Linked DNA regions of Mus musculus: all the other regions are linked to region 3. Evidence: chromatin loops called from intact Hi-C (ENCODE). Cell type or tissue: left cerebral cortex. All regions are shown on one strand. Each heading gives the region's core, and the rest is flanking DNA. Links, peaks and the distances in the headings are about the cores only.

Region 1 (5,947 bases), core at 1,494-3,993, 71 kb before region 3:
CAGGAGAGCAGTTTCCTTCCCTGAGCAGTTACAGCTCTTAAGAGAGAAGCTCTCATAAGAAATTCTTTATTCCTTCTGGATAGGATTCTTTTTTTTTTTTTAAAGATTTATTTATTGATTATATGTAAGTACACTGTAGCTGTCTTCAGACACTCCAGAAGAGGGAGTCAGATCTCATTACCGATGGTTGTGAGCCACCATGTGGTTGCTGGGATTTGAACTCCGGACCTTCGGAAGAGCAGTCGGGTGCTCTTACCCACTGAGCCATCTCACCAGCCCAGATAGGATTCTTTTTTTTTTTTTTTAAAGATTTATTTATTTATTATATGTAAGTACACTGTAGCTGTCTTCAGACACACCAGAAGAGGGCATCAGATCTCATTACGGGTGGTTGTGAGCCACCATGTGGTTGCTGGGATTTGAACTTCGGACCTTCGGAAGAGCAGTCGGGTGCTCTTAGCCACTGAGCCATCTCACCAGCCCCCGGATAGGATTCTTATATACAGTTTTGGGGTGGGTCAGGGTCTGACAGCAGGTACTTTCCATTGGATTGGTCTGAGAGTTTGGGGATACCTTAATCTACATGTGAGGGACTTGGGGTGCTGGTCTTACATGACTGATGGCCACAAACCACTCTACGAGGGGGACTTTGGGGGGCTGTAGCCACGTGACAGGAACCTTGGTGCCCAGAAACAGGCAAACTACCTACCATCCATGCAGGGTCATGGGGGTTTCTAACCTTAGCTCAACCTTACCAGGCTTCCTCTCACAGCCCACCTTTCCACAAGGCCTCAGTGACATCCTCAGCTCCCAGGGCTCTTTCCCCTTCCCTTCCCCTCATCTCATTCCTTTCCCCTTTTCTCCCTTCTTCTCCTGATGCTCCAACAGGTCACAACGCTGTCTTTTCATCCATTCCTCCTGCCACCCCCAAGACTCCCTGGTTCCAGATCCTGGGTCTGAGACTCCATCCTGTGTGGCTCTTCCTGCCTCTCTGTATGTCCCTTTTCCTTCCCTTCTGTCCTTCCCACCAGGGACCACTGCTCACCAGACAGAGTACACTTAAGGCCCCTTCAGTGCTGTGGTGACTCCAGGTTGTCACCTTGACAGAACCTGGAGTTAAACTCAAAACTGGAGGACACACACACACACCTGTGAGCAATTTCTACTAGGCAGGGTCTCTCTGTGTAGCCTGGGCTGTTCTGGAACTCATAGAAATCGTCCTGCCTCTACCTCCCAAGGGCTCAGACTAAACTGACCATGGAAGATCCATTTCTTGTCGGACCTTTCAGAGAAGGCTCATGCCATGCCTTTGATCCCGATTTTTTTCTGCTGGAAACTTATATTAGGACAATGGAAGAAGGAAGCTTCTGCTCTTTGCCTGCTTGTCCTTGCCTTGCTTGCACATCCATTCCTTCACTGGCACTGGAGCCTACTTCAAGACTCCAGCACATACTGAAGACTAGCTGAGATACCCAGTCTTGTAGACAGAGCAACTACTGGATTCTTACACTTTTCACTCACAGCTAACTATTGTTGAATAATCTCGACTACAGCCTACAATTTATTCCAATAACACTCCCTCTCTAGATCTCTAGAGGATATATATATCGTGTGTGTATATATGTATATAGATTCATTCTATGAGTACTGCGAATCTAGAGAACCCTGACTAATAATATTAAGACCCAGAGCCAGAGTTTTGTGTGTTTCAAGAAGTTATGACACCTCAAGCTGTTCCAGGTTCCCTTAAACCCCAACCTAGTCAGAGGCCCCCCTAATTCTGGGATGTTAGGCCTGGTTTGAAGGCGTGATGGGAGGAAGGCGACTTTCTGGGGAAACCTAGGCGGGAGCTGAAGCAGAGGCTGTAGAGATGAGCTGCAAACTGCCTCCCTCCTCCTTGCTGCTCAAACACCCAGGACCACCGGGTACTGGCTGGTCCCTCCCACATCAGCTGTCAGTCAATAAAATCTCCTTGAGGCCGGACTAATGGAAGCCTGTCTTCTGTTCCTCTTCTCAGGTCACTAGGGAACCTGAGGCTAGGGAGGTGGGTATCATGCCAAGGTCACTGAGACGCCTATAGAAACCAAGCTCACCTTTATTAGCAGAGTTTTAAATAAATACACAATCCATCCACCCAGCCCGACCCCAATAAATTAATAATATTAATAAATACAAATATAAATAGCATCCTTGAAGGGGAGTGTAGGTGAGGAGCAGGGCCCGGTGCTCAAGCGCAGTGGCAGCCCCGGGCCACCAGGTCATCATAAGTCTGCAGTGACACACCACTGTCTGTCCTGTGCATAAGAACCACCGGGGTGTAGCTGGAGGGGACACAGCACGGGGCAGGCACCTTGTCAGGCTGCAGGCCATGCAGGCGTGCTTTGATCTGCGCATGCGTGTTCGCGGAGCGATACAGGTGGGGACACTCGCCCACGCACATGCTCAGCTGCAGCTGGCGCGGGGACAGCACCCAGTCGCTCCAGCCCAAGTCTTCAAGAGTTGCCTGCACAGTCTCCAAGTGACAGCAGCGCCCCGGACCCAGTGGGCACGAGTCTCTTGGGTGCGCATGCGCGCTTCGGCGCCCCCTGCCGGCGGCTACCCGTAAGCGCAGTTCCAGCTGCGTGCCGCCAGAGGGCAGCATAGCCAGGTCCGGAGGCGGCGTCAGGCGCAGGCGTAATGCGGGAGCACGGGGTCCCCGGAGGCTGAGCGCACGCTTCAGGGGCCTAGTGATGTCCCAGGGGCGGGCCGTCGGCGTCAGCAGGAGCAGCGCTCGGTGCACGCGGTAGGCTTCGGGGAGACCCTGACTCAGCGACGCCCGGTTGACGCGGAGTAGCAGCTGGCCGTGGGACCCCAATCTCACTGCAGAAGAAACCAGAACACCGGTTACTCATGTCCTTAGGGTGTGCCAGGCACAGATGTGCCCCTGTGCAAATGTGCCACTCCCGCCGACCACAGGGTCTGCACAGATGTCAAACATAGGTCTCTCAGTATAGCCCTGGCTGTCCTGGTAACTCTCCATGTAGGCCAGGCTGGCCTTGAACTCACAGATATTTGCCTGTTCTGTGCCACCCCTCACCCCCACCCCAAACCCTCGTGCTGGGATTAAAGACGTACACCGCCACCTTCTGGCTTAAAGTTGATTTTGCTCTTAGCGACAGAGATCCCTAAGGTCTGCCCTGCGCAGGACAGCATGGATCTCTCCAACCTTTTCCCAAGCCTCTGAATAAAGTGTTTAACAAACAGAAGTTGGTTTTCTTTAAAGCAGGGTTTGGTTGCCTACACCTGTCTTCCCAGAACTTGGGAAATGGAGGCAGAAGGATTGCCCTGAGTTTGAAATCGACCTGGGCTACAAATAAAATTTGGGGAGGTTCTCACTCTGTAGTCCCAGCTGGCCTTGAACTCAAGGCAATTCTGCTTCAACCCCCGGAGTAGTTAGGATGGCAGACATGCGCCACCACATCCAAGTGTAGCTTTGCAGATCTTTAGGGAGAGCTACAGTTCGCTTGGATTCACACAACCCTAGCGGATTTGTAAGGGGGCGTGACCCAAATCAGCCTGGGCCCGCCCTCAGCCCTGCTGGGTCCCAGAGCTGAGTCCAGTCCCCTGGATCCTCCTCCCTCCCATCCAAGCGACTGTCACTTGTTACTGTAGCAGTCTCTTTACAAGCGATTGCGTCAGATTTCCGATCCAGTTCCCGCAGGTTCTTTCCGTTTGGCTCCCAACCTGGCTCCTGTCCCTCCCTCTTCCCTCCAGGACCCTCTAACCTTCCCCCATGTCCTCCCCAACTCGAGTGCTGTGCATCTCCAGGAGCGACCTTGACCTCTCTGGACATCATTTGTCCAGCTCCGGTCTAGGGACGGTCATCCGTCCTACTCTGGCTGAGCCCGCTGCTGGCAGCTCCAGAGGTCACAGCAGGGGAAACTGAGTCTCGGAAGCTGGGCTGGGCTCGTGGACTTGAGTGTGTTGGTTGGAGCTTGGAGAGGGTGTTCCTGAAGTGGGTCCCTGGTTGCTACTCACCCTCTGGACTGAGTATCCGGACAGCTGGGTCAGGACTTGGTTCTGAGTTCGAGTCCTCTCGGCTCTGGTTGGCATGCAGCCGGCTCAGCAGGTCCTGGAAGCGACCCCGTAGCTCGTCGGCGTTGAGTTGGGACTCAGGGCCGGAGGGTCGCTGTTCAGGCATTGCCAGGGCGTCCCCCTGCGATGGCCATGACAGCAGCAGCAGCAACAGCAGCAGGAACAGCAGGAACCTCAGTTGAGAGCCGCCTGGAGGCTGGGCCTGGAGCGCGGGCGGGGCCATGTCGCTTGTGTCCTGAGTGTGTCTTTGAGTTAAGCCCTCTGCAGCTGCCTTTATACCCACTGGACTCTGTCCGCTCCGCCCCCGTGTGCGATGCCAACTCGGGTGACCAGGCTAATTCGGGCGGGAATCCCAGGGCTCCGCAGGGGGAGGGGGTGGGAGGGAGGGAAACCGCCGGGCTGGGACCTGAGTGAGGGCTGATCGTCCCCACAGAACATGTGATGGAGTCCAGACTGAAGTTCAAGTGGCTTCTTCCTTCCTCTTGGGACCAGGACTCTCTCCCTCTCTCTTTCCTCCTCTCTCCCTCCCTCCTCCCTCCACCCCCATCAAAGGTGAAGCCAAGGAAAACCTAGAAAAGGCAAGTTCAGGCAAGTCACCCCTATGCCTCAGTGTCCCAGGAGTAGACATTACAGCCGTGCCCAAATGGGCTGGGACATAAGGACAAATCAGGGACTGCACCTCTTCGGTGTCCTCTGTGGGACTCCTACCAATCCTTCAAAACCCTGTACGAACAGTTGTCGCTTCAGGAACCAGATTTACCTTTCAGGATGACTGGATGCTCACACGTGCCCTGCCCTGTGCCTGCCTCAGTATCCCCAGACCAGGGGTTCCTCTTGGGAATGGAGGGAAGAGGAAATCTGCTGCGGGCCTCCTTCCAAACAGGAGGCGGCAGGTGGCTGGAGGGGGTGGGCAGTTCGTCTCAGGCTCAGATAGAAGATGGAGGAGGAGGATGAAGGTGCCAGGAGCCCCATCCACGGTCAGCCTGGGCCCTGAAAGGGTAGTGGCTGTAGTTAGGGCCTCTGGGGAAGACAGGAGTGAGCAAGGAGGGGCACCAGGTGTCATCAAGGGCTCCTGCTGGGGTCCCTCCCAGTATTTACATACTGCTGGGTGGCCTCTGACCTGTGGGGTCACTCCAGGTTAATGACTGACTAGGGTTACTCCATGTCCCCCTGTGAAGACAAGGTAGGTGCATGGTAAGTCTTCACCCGCCATCTCCTTTGTCCAAGACCAGGATGACCCCCAGAACCCTCCCCAAACTGATTCCAGACCACTCCTCCTCAGATCCAAGCCCCACCCCTGATGCACTGCCCAGAACTACCTGTTTGCTCCAGGACCCTTTGCCTACGGGGGTGACTCTTAAAGATCAATGTGGAGAGAGGTGGCACCGCCCTTGGGATCGCAGCTGTGGGCAGTTTTGAGGTATCTGCACTCTGTGAGGAGGCACAGCATGGTGGCCACCTGGCCGGTGAGAGTGGGGTTCTGGGATTATGTTCATCTCTGACCGTTTTCCCCCAAATTTAAGTCTCAGAGTTGGATTCTCTGCCCTGGGCGAGCTGCTGATCTCCGAATCATATCCCAGAGGATAATACTGCAGTCTTCTGGTCCCAGGCCAGCCATTGAGCCTCAGTTTCTCTTTCTGTGAAAGGCTGCTGTGGTCTACATCGTCAGGGTAGGGGTACAGCGGGGGCCGGGGGTGCACGCTACAAATTGAGGGACTATCCCGCGGTCCCATGTGACCTTGGACAAGTTTCTCAGCCTCTCTGCGCTGCAGAGCAAAGGCCAAGGATCAGGATACAGCTGTCTTGCTGCGTGAGATGAGAGGTTGAGACAGGACCATCATGGGTCACAGGTGGGGAAACTGAGGCTGGGGAC
Region 2 (5,659 bases), core at 1-2,500, 53 kb after region 3:
GTTCATTCCAGATATAGTCAAGTTGACAACCAGGAATAGCCGCGACACCTACTCATTCTCTTGTGTGGAAACTGAGTCATAACTAGTCCCTCAGAGCTTATATACTAAGAGTGGGCACTGGTGCCCCCTGGCGGTATGACTGATTCCCTGTTTGTTTTCCAAACAGTTCTTTGGCCGTTTTGAGACAAGGTCTCATGGTCTCAAGTTCTAATGTCAGACTTGTTTGCCGCAGAGGATGACACTAACGTTATTTTCTTGCCTCCACCATTCGAGTGCTTGGCTGGGGTAACAGGCATGTGCCATGGGGGGGGGGGGGTCCCTCTCTTTCCCTTTTCCTTTTTCCCTCTGAGCCTGTAACTCTGCACCTGACCAAGGCCTCCAAGGAGCCAGAGTGGCAGGCGACTTCCTCTGTAAATATTATGACTCGGGCTATTCATCCCCAGGAGGCACAAAAGGCCATCTGGGGTCACACACTGGAACATTTCCTTCTTCCTTCCAGATGTCTTAAGAGGCGACCCTTAGAGATTTCTTGTTAAACAAAGTCATGTGTGTTCACTGTGGGAGAATTTGGAAGTCACACAAACCTGATGACGTGAGTTCCATTCCTAGGACTTGTGCTGGAAGGAAAGAACTGACTTCCTAGGTTGTCCTGTGACACTCCCCTCTTTCCAACACAAATAAATGAATATAACTTAGAAAGATTTGAGGAACAGCTTCCCTCTGTCCCTTCTTCTGCCTGTGCTCTTGTTTGCCCAGGCCTTTAACACACTTGCTTCATTCTTCCAGACAGCTGTGCTGTCCTCTCTGGGGAGCCTCAAACTCAGAAATTCCCAAGTGCTGTGTAATTAAAGGTTTCTGTTACCATGCCAGCAGTTTCCCCGCACACGTTTATAGTATGAAACAGGGTCTCACTTTGTGATCCAGGATGATAAAGAACTCAACAACCCTCCTGCCTCAGCTTTCCAAGTGTTCCGATGAAGCCTTGCCACCTACTGAGCTACCAGCACAGTTCTCCTGGAGCCCTTGCTTGGTGGTGGAAGCAAATGGGTTCCTCCCCTAACCTTATCCCTTCGGAATAAATCCAAATCAGGCTCCAGTGTCCCAGGCTCCTCCTGCACCCTTTCTGTCCTCAAACCCGGTCCCGGTCCCCACAGTAGCCTCCGCGTGGGCCCGGAGCTCGCTAAGTAACAAACTGATGGTCACTTTGTGTCTCTGCATGAAGTGCAGGGGAAGCAGGAAATAAGCTTCCTCCAGCGGCCCCGGATTGGGCGGGGCTCCAGGCTCCTCGCGGGGGTGGACGAGCATCCAGGCGACAAGTTATTCTGGTCCATTGGCGCCTCCGCAGCTGGCGGGGAGGTCTATAAACAGGGCCAGGACACGTTCCCAGTTCTGCTTCCTGTGGGAATGGAAGCGATGGGGACCCTGCCCGGCCGCACGGAGAGGAAGAATAGGATAGACCCCAGATTCCCACCTTGACAGGCAGATTTGCAGGAATGAGTCGTGTGTATCATAGCGGCTTGGAAGTCTGCATTTCTGCGCCCACCTTCCTGAGACACAGGGTTACCCGGGTCCCAGTGTCCATATCGTAAAGGGCGTTGGGCAGCTACTCTTGAATCTTCTCTGCTTCCTTGGTCTTTCATTACAATTTTGGAAGACTTATGGGTCAGGATACTTCTGAGCCCTAAGTGCGCAAGGAAGCAAGGGGTTCTCTGGGGACTCATCAGACCCTTTTCTCTTTGCACAGACCGGATTTTCTCCTTTATTTCTTTGAGGCAGGGTTTTATGTGGATCAAGCTGACTTTAAGACACTATGTAACTGAGGATCACCTTGGACTTCTGCTTCTCCCCTCCTTCCCTTCTCCTCCCAGTGCAGAGAACAGGAGCCTGGATCAACCCAGGTCTTTGTGATGCAGGTTCCCCACCAAACTGAGAATTATCCTCAGCCCATCAAAAAACAGTTCTTTCTTTCTTTCTTTTTTTAAAAATTATTTATTTATTTGCTTGTTTATTTTGTTTTTTGAGACAAAGTTTCTCTTCATAGTCCTGCTGTCCTGGAACTCACGTTGTAGACCAGGCTGGCCTCGAACTCACAGAGATCTGCCTCCATCTCCCTTCTGAGTGCTGGGACTAAAAATTCTGTGTGGTCTTTAATGAGTTTTTTGAGCCCTAAAATGTAATCAAGATGTATGCCTGCCAATCCAACACTTGTGAGGTGCAGGCGGGAGGATCAAGAGTTCAAGATCAGCCTCTGCTACTTGGCAAGTTCGAGACCAGCTTGTTACTTGAGACCATTTCTCAAAACAAAACCTAAACTCCTGAGTGCTTCACGTCTCAAAAGCAAGGACTTCTAACCACAAGTTTCCAACCAGAGCTAGGTCCTGGCCTCAGCCTCTCCGCCCTTCAAACACCTAGCAGTCACCATTGGGCCTCTAAAGACGTAGGAATCGCTGATTTGATATTCGGTCCGTCGCTCGAGAGCATCAGCCAATGGAAACTTCATGCCTCCCTAGAGCCCCGTCTTCCAGTGGCTTACCAGGCCCTGCCCCTCTTCTGCCGGCGCAGGCCAGTGTGGTCCCGCGGCTGTCGATGCAGTCCCTCCCCTAACGTCACAGCTTCGTTTGCATAGAAAGCCCCGCCCCTGGCTTTGCAGGACGTCAGCTAGGACTGCAGGGGCCTGAGCCTCCTCCGCTGCCGCCTGCAGCCCCCGCCGCCGCCTGCATCCCCCGCATCCTCTTCTGGGGCCCGGTCGCCAGCGCAGTCGCCACGGTCGCCGTCGCCAGCGTTGTCTCAGCTTAGAGAGGGTAAGGGTGAGCGCAACCCAGGTCCACACACTGAGGAGCCCGCGTTTCACTGACAGCTGGGGGATCAAGGGGAGCGCAACTCGGGTGTAGTGGCTATGGGTCTCGCATTTGGCATTCTTGGTCCCGCATCCCGCACCCCTCGCCCTTAACCTGGCACCTGGGGCCCGGGCTCTGCGACAGAGGGGGAGGGGAAAGCCAGGCCTTGCGGGAGGCTTGTGCGTGCTCGTGCTCGTGGGGTGAACACGCGTGTGCGCGCCCGCTGGGCATGGAGAGGCTCGAGTGACCGCAGGACGCGCAGCGTGCACACTTGTGATACGTTGTGCGTGCATGGTCCGCGTGCGCGGTGCGCGTGGATCTTAGTTCAAGTATGTGCTCACACGCGTGTGGAGCCATGCGCGTGTGTGGTGTGTCCTCCCGGATGGCCAGGTACAGTCGTGCATTGGTGCAGGGAGCTGTGCTCACACATGGGCTTGCACACACCATACATGTCTGCTTGTTTCGCCTGTTAGCACCACTCTTGCATGCAGGGCAGGTGTTTGGGTCTGCCTGCCCTAGATGCTTCATTGTGCTTGTGTGTGTGTGTGTGTGTGTATGCGTGCGCGCTCTTGTGCTCGCGATTTTGTGTGTGTGAGCCTACGTTCATCCTGTCTTCGTCACGTGATGTGGCTATCTCAGGGCCCCAGTTCTTGCAGGAGAAAAATAAGGATGAGCGAGAACTGGGGATCCTCCTGTATTCATGTTCCGGTGTGGGTCTCTGTGAGAGACTGATGGGAAGGCAGAGGAGGCTCAGTCTTCCCTCAGGGTACAGGGGAATCTGAGGTTCACAGCCTGCTTAAAACCTTGGTGCTGTCAAGGTCACAGCTCTGCCTTATGTTGGTTGGGGGGGTTGAGCATGTGACATTGGGGGGTATCCTCACCTACCCCTGTGCCGTGCCCACCCTGTGCGTGGTCCTGATGCTCCCCTCAGGCCCTCTGTGCCACGCCTCCCGCAGATGGCTTCCGCCACAGACTCTCGCTATGGGCAGAAGGAGTCCTCAGACCAGAACTTCGACTATATGTTCAAGATCCTGATCATTGGGAACAGCAGCGTGGGCAAAACCTCGTTCCTCTTCCGCTACGCAGATGACTCCTTCACTCCAGCCTTTGTCAGCACCGTTGGCATAGACTTCAAGGTCAAAACCATCTACCGCAACGACAAGAGGATCAAGCTGCAGATCTGGGTGTGTAGGGCTGGAGGGGAGATGTCTTCCTGCCAACCCCCACAAAAGGAAGCTGAGGCTAGCCATCGGCTGGCGCTGGGATTTAAGGCCTGCATCTCCATCCCAGTATGAGCTTCCCGTTTTCCTAAGTCCCGAGCATCCCCACTCATCTTCTAGCATAGTGTGGCACAGGGCATTCAGGCAGCACCCAGTACATGTTTGTTGAGTGACTAAGTGGCCTTGCAGTGACCCATTTGGGTCACTGTCTGCTTTTCCTGACCCACTGTCCCCGGGCCTCAAAGTGGTTGCTGGACAACCTTGGAGCACGTTTTTCTCTCGGGGGCTGCTGCGAGGTCCCTTCTGACCTATCCCTCTTTTCCCCAGGACACAGCAGGGCAAGAGCGGTACCGCACCATCACCACAGCCTATTACCGAGGCGCCATGGGCTTCATCCTAATGTATGACATCACCAATGAGGAGTCATTTAATGCAGTGCAGGACTGGTGAGCAGCCCACCTACTCAGAAAACACAAGGCTGGGATTGGAGGTGACTTAGCTAAGCTTAGCTAAGCTTAGTTGGTAGGGTGCCTGCTTGGCCAGGACAAAGCCTTGGGTTCGTCCCCAGCATGGCCAAAAGACAACCAAGAGTAGGCCTCTGGTGGGACAAGCCATGTGGCTGTTCCCAAGGCTTGAGGTTGTGGAAGCACACAAGGTAACCAGTGAGTAGACAAGGAACCTCCCACTGATCTCTACCCAGGTAGCCCAGGCAGGAGAACCACGTTAGCTCACTTGTCTGAGGTCAAGTGATTCTCTGGCCAAGCGCTTACCTCAAATGTATGAGAACCTGGATTCCAGCCACAGCACCAAAAATTAACTCCCCCAGGTCTTGACATTTGGTGTAGTGGACACCGGCCCATCTTCCCAGCTTTGGGAAGATGGAGAGGTCTGAGTGAGATAGGCTGGACTCAGTTACCAAGGGGCAGTGGTCTCTCCTGCAAGGGCTAGACACAGGCAGAGACTCGGGGATGGGGCCAGGTCCTCCGGCTTCCTCTTCAGCCTCTGGCTGTCTCTGCAGGTCCACTCAGATCAAAACTTACTCGTGGGACAATGCCCAGGTGCTGCTGGTGGGAAACAAGTGTGACATGGAAGATGAGCGAGTGGTGTCCTCAGAGCGTGGCCGGCAGCTGGCTGACCACCTGGGTGAGTACTGAGGACTGTGGCCCTTACCAGGCTGGACCAGAGACCTGGATACCTGATAGCTACACACCCAGTGTCTCACTGATCAGGACATGGGCTTGAATCCAGGGGGTTTGCACTTGAGAAAACTAGGCCTTATCCAGGAGGCTTTACCATGGGTCTTGATGGACATGGAGGTGCTTGCCATGTTGGCTGTCAGCTGTCAGCCATGAGCTACCTTCAAGGTACTGGGCCTGTGAAGTTTTCGAACTAGAAAGAGAAATGGGTGGAAGAGGCTAAGCCTGGCTTCCCGGAGCAGGCACAACATGCCTGTATGGGAAGGTTGGTATAGGCAGAGTCGTGACAGTGGTGCGTGATCGCCCCTTAGAGGAACTGTGGCTGTCACTGCAGGCTGAGCTGACAAGAAACCAGGCCATGGAGGTTGTAGGTCTCTGGAAAGGGACTTGGAGCCTGGCTGGGTGG
Region 3 (5,947 bases), core at 1,765-4,264:
TTAGTCATCCAGAAGCCTGAGGTGAGATTTTGGGGGGTTCGGGAGGTCATTCTGGGGTACAGAGTGAGATTCTGTTTCAAAACGTCCCAATCCAGGGCCATAGGGTAGGCTTAGAAAGTAAACGTGACTGCACCCAAGTCGGACAGCCAGAGTGCCACACCGGGGAGAACAGACTCCCAACTCTCCTCTGACCTTCCTGGACACACACACACACAAAGCACAGATACCTACACAGACAAACACAGATACACAACCACACAGACAAACACACCAGCATGTAAAATAAAAACCGAGATCTGTAGGCCGAGGTTAAGAGACTCAGGCCTGTTACTGCCACACTTGGGAATATGAAACAGGGGGACTGAAGTTAAGTTCATGAATAGCGGAGTCTAGAGGATGAGATCCTGTCTTGACCCAAAACAAAGATTAAAAAAATTTTTTTTCACCGAGATCAAGAAAAAAACCTACAACTGATGGCTACCCTGGCTGCAGTTGGACTCCACACATCCCATCCTCAGTTTCCCCAAGGAAAAGGCAGGAGGTCAGCTTTTAGGGCGTTCGACTCCACCCTGTGAAACTGACAAGGAGCTAAGTAGTTGTGGGGACTCTCCAAGGGACCCTCCTCTGCCTCCCCCTTCCTGCCCACACCTGCCAGCTCCCAGCCGGAGGAACCCTGGCCGGCGCCCGGCCCCCGAGGGGCGTGCCTTCGGTGGGCGTGACGCGGGGCGTGGCTTCACAGAGGGCCTGGGTTTATGAGGCTCCACACATCACGCCACAGAAGTGCCAGAGACAGGGGAGAGATAGACGCACAGATGAGGTCCAGTTTGAGAAACAGAGAGGCAAGATCTAGAGGGAAGTAAAGAGGGGAGGAAGAGAAAGGGAGGAGAGGCAAGAAACAGCAGGGTAGGGACAGAGCCTGCCCGGCAATCCAAGCTGGGCGTGGTGACCCGGCCAAACCGCGTTCAGCCCCACCCCCATGACGTCAACCCACAATGCAGCGCGTTGTTGTGCCATGTAGCGAGCGTCGCTCTTGGCAACAGCGGCCGCCACCAGGCGAGGGCGTCCCGCTCCCGCCCCTTTATGCAAATCAACGACGTCACCTCGCGCCAATGGCGAGCGGGGGCGGTGAGCTCATCGCGGGGGCCGAGGCTATAAGAGTGCGCGCGGGCGGCGCGGGGCAGAGCGGCCGGCATCGGAGCCGGTCTGTACGGGCAGCGGACTGGGGGGCATACGGGGCCCCCCGGGGAGGCCGCGGCCACTCCCCCCGCCCCGGGGCCGAGCGCGGCGGGGGAAGGTGGGGATGGAAACGCCCTTCTATGGCGAGGAGGCGCTGAGCGGCCTGGCTGCGGGTGCGTCGAGCGTCGCTGGTGCTACTGGGGCCCCCGGCGGTGGTGGCTTCGCGCCCCCGGGCCGCGCTTTCCCCGGGGCGCCCCCGACGAGCAGCATGCTGAAGAAAGACGCGCTGACGCTCAGCCTGGCGGAGCAGGGAGCGGCGGGATTGAAACCAGGGTCGGCCACTGCACCTTCTGCGCTGCGCCCCGACGGCGCCCCCGACGGGCTGCTGGCTTCGCCGGATCTTGGGCTGCTCAAACTCGCGTCGCCGGAGCTGGAGAGGCTGATCATCCAGTCCAACGGGCTGGTGACCACTACCCCGACCAGTACGCAGTTCCTCTACCCGAAGGTGGCAGCTAGCGAGGAGCAGGAGTTCGCCGAAGGCTTCGTCAAGGCGCTGGAGGACCTGCACAAGCAAAGCCAGCTGGGTGCGGCCACCGCGGCCACCTCAGGGGCTCCCGCGCCTCCCGCGCCCGCCGACCTGGCCGCCACCCCCGGGGCCACGGAGACCCCGGTCTACGCCAACCTGAGCAGTTTCGCGGGTGGCGCCGGGCCCCCTGGGGGCGCGGCCACCGTGGCTTTCGCCGCGGAGCCAGTGCCCTTCCCGCCGCCCCCGGGCGCGCTGGGGCCGCCGCCACCTCCGCATCCACCGCGCCTGGCCGCGCTCAAGGACGAGCCGCAGACCGTGCCGGACGTGCCGAGCTTCGGCGACAGCCCTCCGCTGTCGCCCATCGACATGGACACGCAAGAACGCATCAAGGCGGAGCGCAAGAGGCTGCGCAACCGCATCGCCGCCTCCAAATGCCGCAAGCGCAAGCTGGAGCGTATCTCGCGCCTGGAGGAGAAAGTCAAGACCCTCAAAAGCCAGAACACCGAGCTGGCGTCCACCGCCAGCCTGCTGCGCGAGCAGGTGGCGCAGCTCAAACAGAAAGTCCTCAGCCACGTCAACAGCGGCTGCCAGCTGCTGCCCCAGCACCAGGTCCCGGCGTACTGAGCCCGAGCGCGGGGCGCATGCGCGGACTAGCTGCGGTGGGGGGGCGCCCCGGACTCTTTCGAGACTCGGTGCCCCCGGACTCGACAAGCCGGACCCCCCTTAACTCTGGATGGGGAACCCGAGCGCACGACCCCCGCCCTCGCGCCGCCTCTCTACCCCCAGTCCTGCGCGTGGCTGCCCCTTTGTACCTCCGAGTAGGGGCTCTAAGGGGCGCGCAGCCTCACGCTCTGCCTTTCCTTTTTTTTTTGCCTTTTGGAAGAGAGAACGGGAGTGTCCGATTCCGCCCTATTTATGTTTCTACTCGGGAACAAACGTTGGTTGCGTGTTGAGTGTGTGTTTCCTTGTGTTGGTTTTTTAAAGAAACGGGAAGAAGAAAAAAAAAACCCTCTCCCCTCCCCCCCCCCCCGCTCTCTCTCCTCCCGACACCATCCCCTCTCTTTTTGTTTGGTTTTGTTTTGCTACGAGTCCACATTCCTGTTCCGTAATCCTTGGTTCGCCGGTTTTGTGTTTTCAGTAAAGTCTTCGTTACGCCAGCTTGGCTGTCCGCCTCCTTCTTCCCCCGCCTGGGCTGAGGGTGGGCGGGGCTAGCCCTCTCCCATCCCCCTCCCTCCTCCTCTAACCTCTTTCCTCCCCTTCTTCCCCCCCCCCCTGGGGGGGGGGAACGCGGCGTGGGCGCGGGCCGTGCCTGCACATCTGCTGCGCAGCGAGCGCCACCTAGGTGCACGCTGTCGGCCCAGGTCCAGGTGGCACCAGGACGCAATCCTGGACTAGCCTATCAATTTAGCTGGTATATCCTTTAGGAAGAAGAGTGACTACATGGGAAGGGGCAGAAGGAAGTGCTTACAAGCTTGGGGCCTCCGGGATTCATCCATACAGAAAAGAGCTGGGCTTGCAGCCTGTGCTCACTAGATTTTATTCGCCTTTGTTGGTTTCAAAGGGTACCTCAGACCCAGAGCCTTCTCTGCAAGTCTATGTGGGAGCCTAGAATCATGTAGGTGCATTTAAATATCTCCCTGACACGCCCCCTTCTCGCAGCACCTGCTCTATTTTGAGGAAACAATATTCAGCGAAGTAAAGCAATTGTCTTGAGTCACATAGCATCTTTATTTTTGAGACAAGGATACTTCATGTAGTCTTGACTGTTCTGGAACTTTCTATGCAGACCAGCCAGAGCTCCCCCTGCCTCTGCTTCCTGAGTGCTGGGGTTAAAGGTATGTGCCATCACACCTGCCTGTTTCATCTCCGTTTTCAGTGCCCTGGGCTTAGAGCAGATTAATCAAGGTCGTCCAGCTCAGCCCAGTGGGAACATCTGACCCTAGGTCTCGTCTCCCCTCCCCTCCCCCATGTTATATATACAGTTTCCTGTCAGCCCTGGCCACTGCTGTTGAGACCCTGGGTCTTGAGGCTCTCAGGGTGTCACTGTGGGTGATAGGTCACATGGTAAGTCCCAGTGGGTGGCAGGTGTCCCTAGACAGCTGCTGAGTGCCTGCCTGCCCGCCCTGAATGGAACTCTTGTGGGTCCAGCTTGGTTCTGGCATCATCCTAACATTTGGGAGGCCGAGGCGGGAGACTCCTCAATCCTAGACCAGCCCAGGCTACACACCCTGTCTAGTAAGACTAAAGCTAGTAATGAAAAGGCTTGAACATAGGTTCCCTGGATGCTGGGATGACAATCTAGTTCATACAGTGTGAGGATGGAGCCCAGGGCTGAGTTTCCTGGGCAGGCACTCTCCTGAGCTTCGGGCACATAAGAGTTCCAGCTTGGGTACCATGGTGGAGTTTTGCAGCAGCTATGAAAGCTATACTCTTCCTTTGTGGGCCTCTATCTTATGTGCTCTGAAAAGGGGGTGTCCTGATCTTGGTTCCCCTCTTCCCTGTCCCTCTCAGGGCCAAGATGATTATTATTATTGTTGTTTTGTGGGTTTTTTTTTTTTTTTGAGACAGGGTTTTTCTCCTGTAGCCTTGGCTATCCTGGAACTCACTTTATAGACCAAGCTGACCTCAAACTCAGAAATCCTCCTGCCTCTGCCTCCCAAGTGCTGGGATCAAAGGTGTGTGCCACCACTGCCCAGCTGGGCCAAGATTATTGTACCCCTATTACACAGCAGTGGCCCAGAAACCTGTTCTACAGGCTGTGAACAGCATAGTAGAAATTTGAACTCTGACCTCTCCTTTGGCCCTTGAAATGTTGGGATACCATGTACACCAGTGTCTGCAGTGTTCTGCTTTTGTAGTGTTAGATGGAATCTGGATCTTTATAAAGATTTGTGTTGTTTGAGATGATGTCTTACTGTATAGCCCAGACTGGCCTCGAACTCAGTTTTTCCCACCTCTGGGACTAAAGGCATGTGCCACCACAGCGGCCCAATGAGGTTTTGTTGATGTTGGGAGTGTTTCCAGTCAGCTGATCAGAGCCAGGCTGGGCCCTGCAAGCCTGTGACTTAAGCACTTGCAATGTAGAGGCAGAAGGGCCATGAGTTTCAGTCCAGCCTGGGGTATATAAGGAGCCTATCTCAAAACACCAAGGACTCTTGACAGAGCACATCATGTGCCCAGGGGGCCTGGGCTCAGAGTTCTGTTCCCCAGCATTGAAAGGCTGGCTCTGCAATTCAAGTACATTTCTTTCCCTGAGTCTCATCTAGCACATGGGCTAAGACCACCATATCTAGGTGCCCAAAGAAACAAAAGGCTCACTAGAAGTGCTCACAACAGCTAAAGGACAGAGGAGAGAGGCAGGGAAAAGCCACAGGGTTGTATGTCTGCTCTTTGCATAGAGGCCTTGTTCTAGTAGCCCCTTGGCCAGGCGAAGTGGTTCTGGCTTGAGCCTGCTGTGCATAGGCCAAGGTGTGTGTCAGCCTTGGCTGGAGCATCTATGACTCACACTGGGTATGAGCCCAGCCTGGGGAGGTGGCCCAGAACATTGGCTTCACTCCATCTGCCCCCTCCTAGGGCTGTGGCTCACACTGCATGACCTTTTATTTTTTTCTACACAGGGTCTCCATATGCAGCCCAGGCTGGCCTGGAACTCACCAAAATCCATAAACTCTCGGTGCTTGACTGTTGCAGGCCATATGAAGCTTTGCACGTGTCTTTTCATGCCCTCCAGGAGATGTCTCCAGGACATCTTGGAGGCTCAGCAGCTATGTCAGGTGGTGACAGAACTCCCTCCAAACACAAGGCAAGAGGGGGGAAGGCTAGCTCTATGCTCAGAGCCCTAATTTTCCTTCCCTGTTGGACCATCAGGACAGCTCAGATCCTCTTGTCCTGTCAGGGGCCCCAGTTCCAAGCTCTAGAACCCTTTCCCCTAAATGCTGCTGGGGATTGGTCGGAACTCACCTGGAGTCATAAAGACATTTGGGTGCCCCGGTTCCCAAGGCTGGCTGTCAGGGCTGGTGGCTTCAGCTCTGGGGATAGGTGAGTGGGCTGGTGGGGGTACCACACTCTGTCACCCAGCTCTTGCCAAGAATGTCTGCATTCTCTGGACTGCGGTAGGTAGCTAGGCCCTTAGAGATTGTATTTGGGTCCCTCAAGCCATGATGGTACTGTCCCTTGGGCACCAACCCTGTGAGCCTGTTTTCCTTCTCCAGCACCAAGGTAGGGTGGGCTTGCTCTGTGTGACTA

Evidence for each region. Hi-C counts contacts between places; a loop is a spot of excess contacts. Peaks named below come from ENCODE experiments on the same cell type or tissue, not always from the same donor. Only the 100,000 strongest peaks of a DNase experiment are listed, where the experiment ranks them.
Region 1: it touches region 3 in a loop (2.3-fold over the local background); 9 of 42 quality-filtered maps call a loop at or near these places.
Region 2: it touches region 3 in a loop (3-fold over the local background); 5 of 42 quality-filtered maps call a loop at or near these places.

What each region holds. Positions count from the first base shown.
Region 1 is chr8:70,627,316-70,633,262 of GRCm38, forward strand. Gdf15 (growth differentiation factor 15) reads right to left here and starts at 4,780. Exons shown (of 2, transcript NM_011819.3): 1 at 4,018-4,780; 2 at 2,078-2,859. The coding sequence starts at 4,297. The coding sequence ends at 2,228. Gm34154 (a long non-coding RNA gene) reads left to right here and starts at 5,248. Exons shown (of 2, transcript XR_870495.2): 1 at 5,248-5,540. In left cerebral cortex, for the core only: CTCF peaks have their summits at 2,584 and 3,157 (motif pointing left); DNase peaks (open chromatin) are centred at 1,878, 2,556, 3,059 and 3,523; H3K4me3 peaks cover 948 bases; H3K27ac peaks cover 1,358 bases.
Region 2 is chr8:70,752,063-70,757,721 of GRCm38, forward strand. It overlaps Rab3a (RAB3A, member RAS oncogene family), which reads left to right and starts at 2,641. Exons shown (of 5, transcript NM_009001.7): 1 at 2,641-2,801; 2 at 3,794-4,021; 3 at 4,385-4,503; 4 at 5,076-5,200. The coding sequence starts at 3,794. In left cerebral cortex, for the core only: a CTCF peak has its summit at 135 (motif pointing left); DNase peaks (open chromatin) are centred at 108, 606 and 1,303; H3K4me3 peaks cover 737 bases; H3K27ac peaks cover 2,386 bases.
Region 3 is chr8:70,697,758-70,703,704 of GRCm38, forward strand. It overlaps Jund (jun D proto-oncogene), which reads left to right. Exons shown (of 1, transcript NM_010592.5): 1 at 1-2,859. The coding sequence starts at 1,301. The coding sequence ends at 2,326. It overlaps Iqcn (IQ motif containing N), which reads left to right and starts at 4,268. Exons shown (of 4, transcript NM_001370847.1): 1 at 4,268-5,814. In left cerebral cortex, for the core only: a CTCF peak has its summit at 3,055; DNase peaks (open chromatin) are centred at 2,230 and 2,984; H3K4me3 peaks cover 2,360 bases; H3K27ac peaks cover 1,837 bases.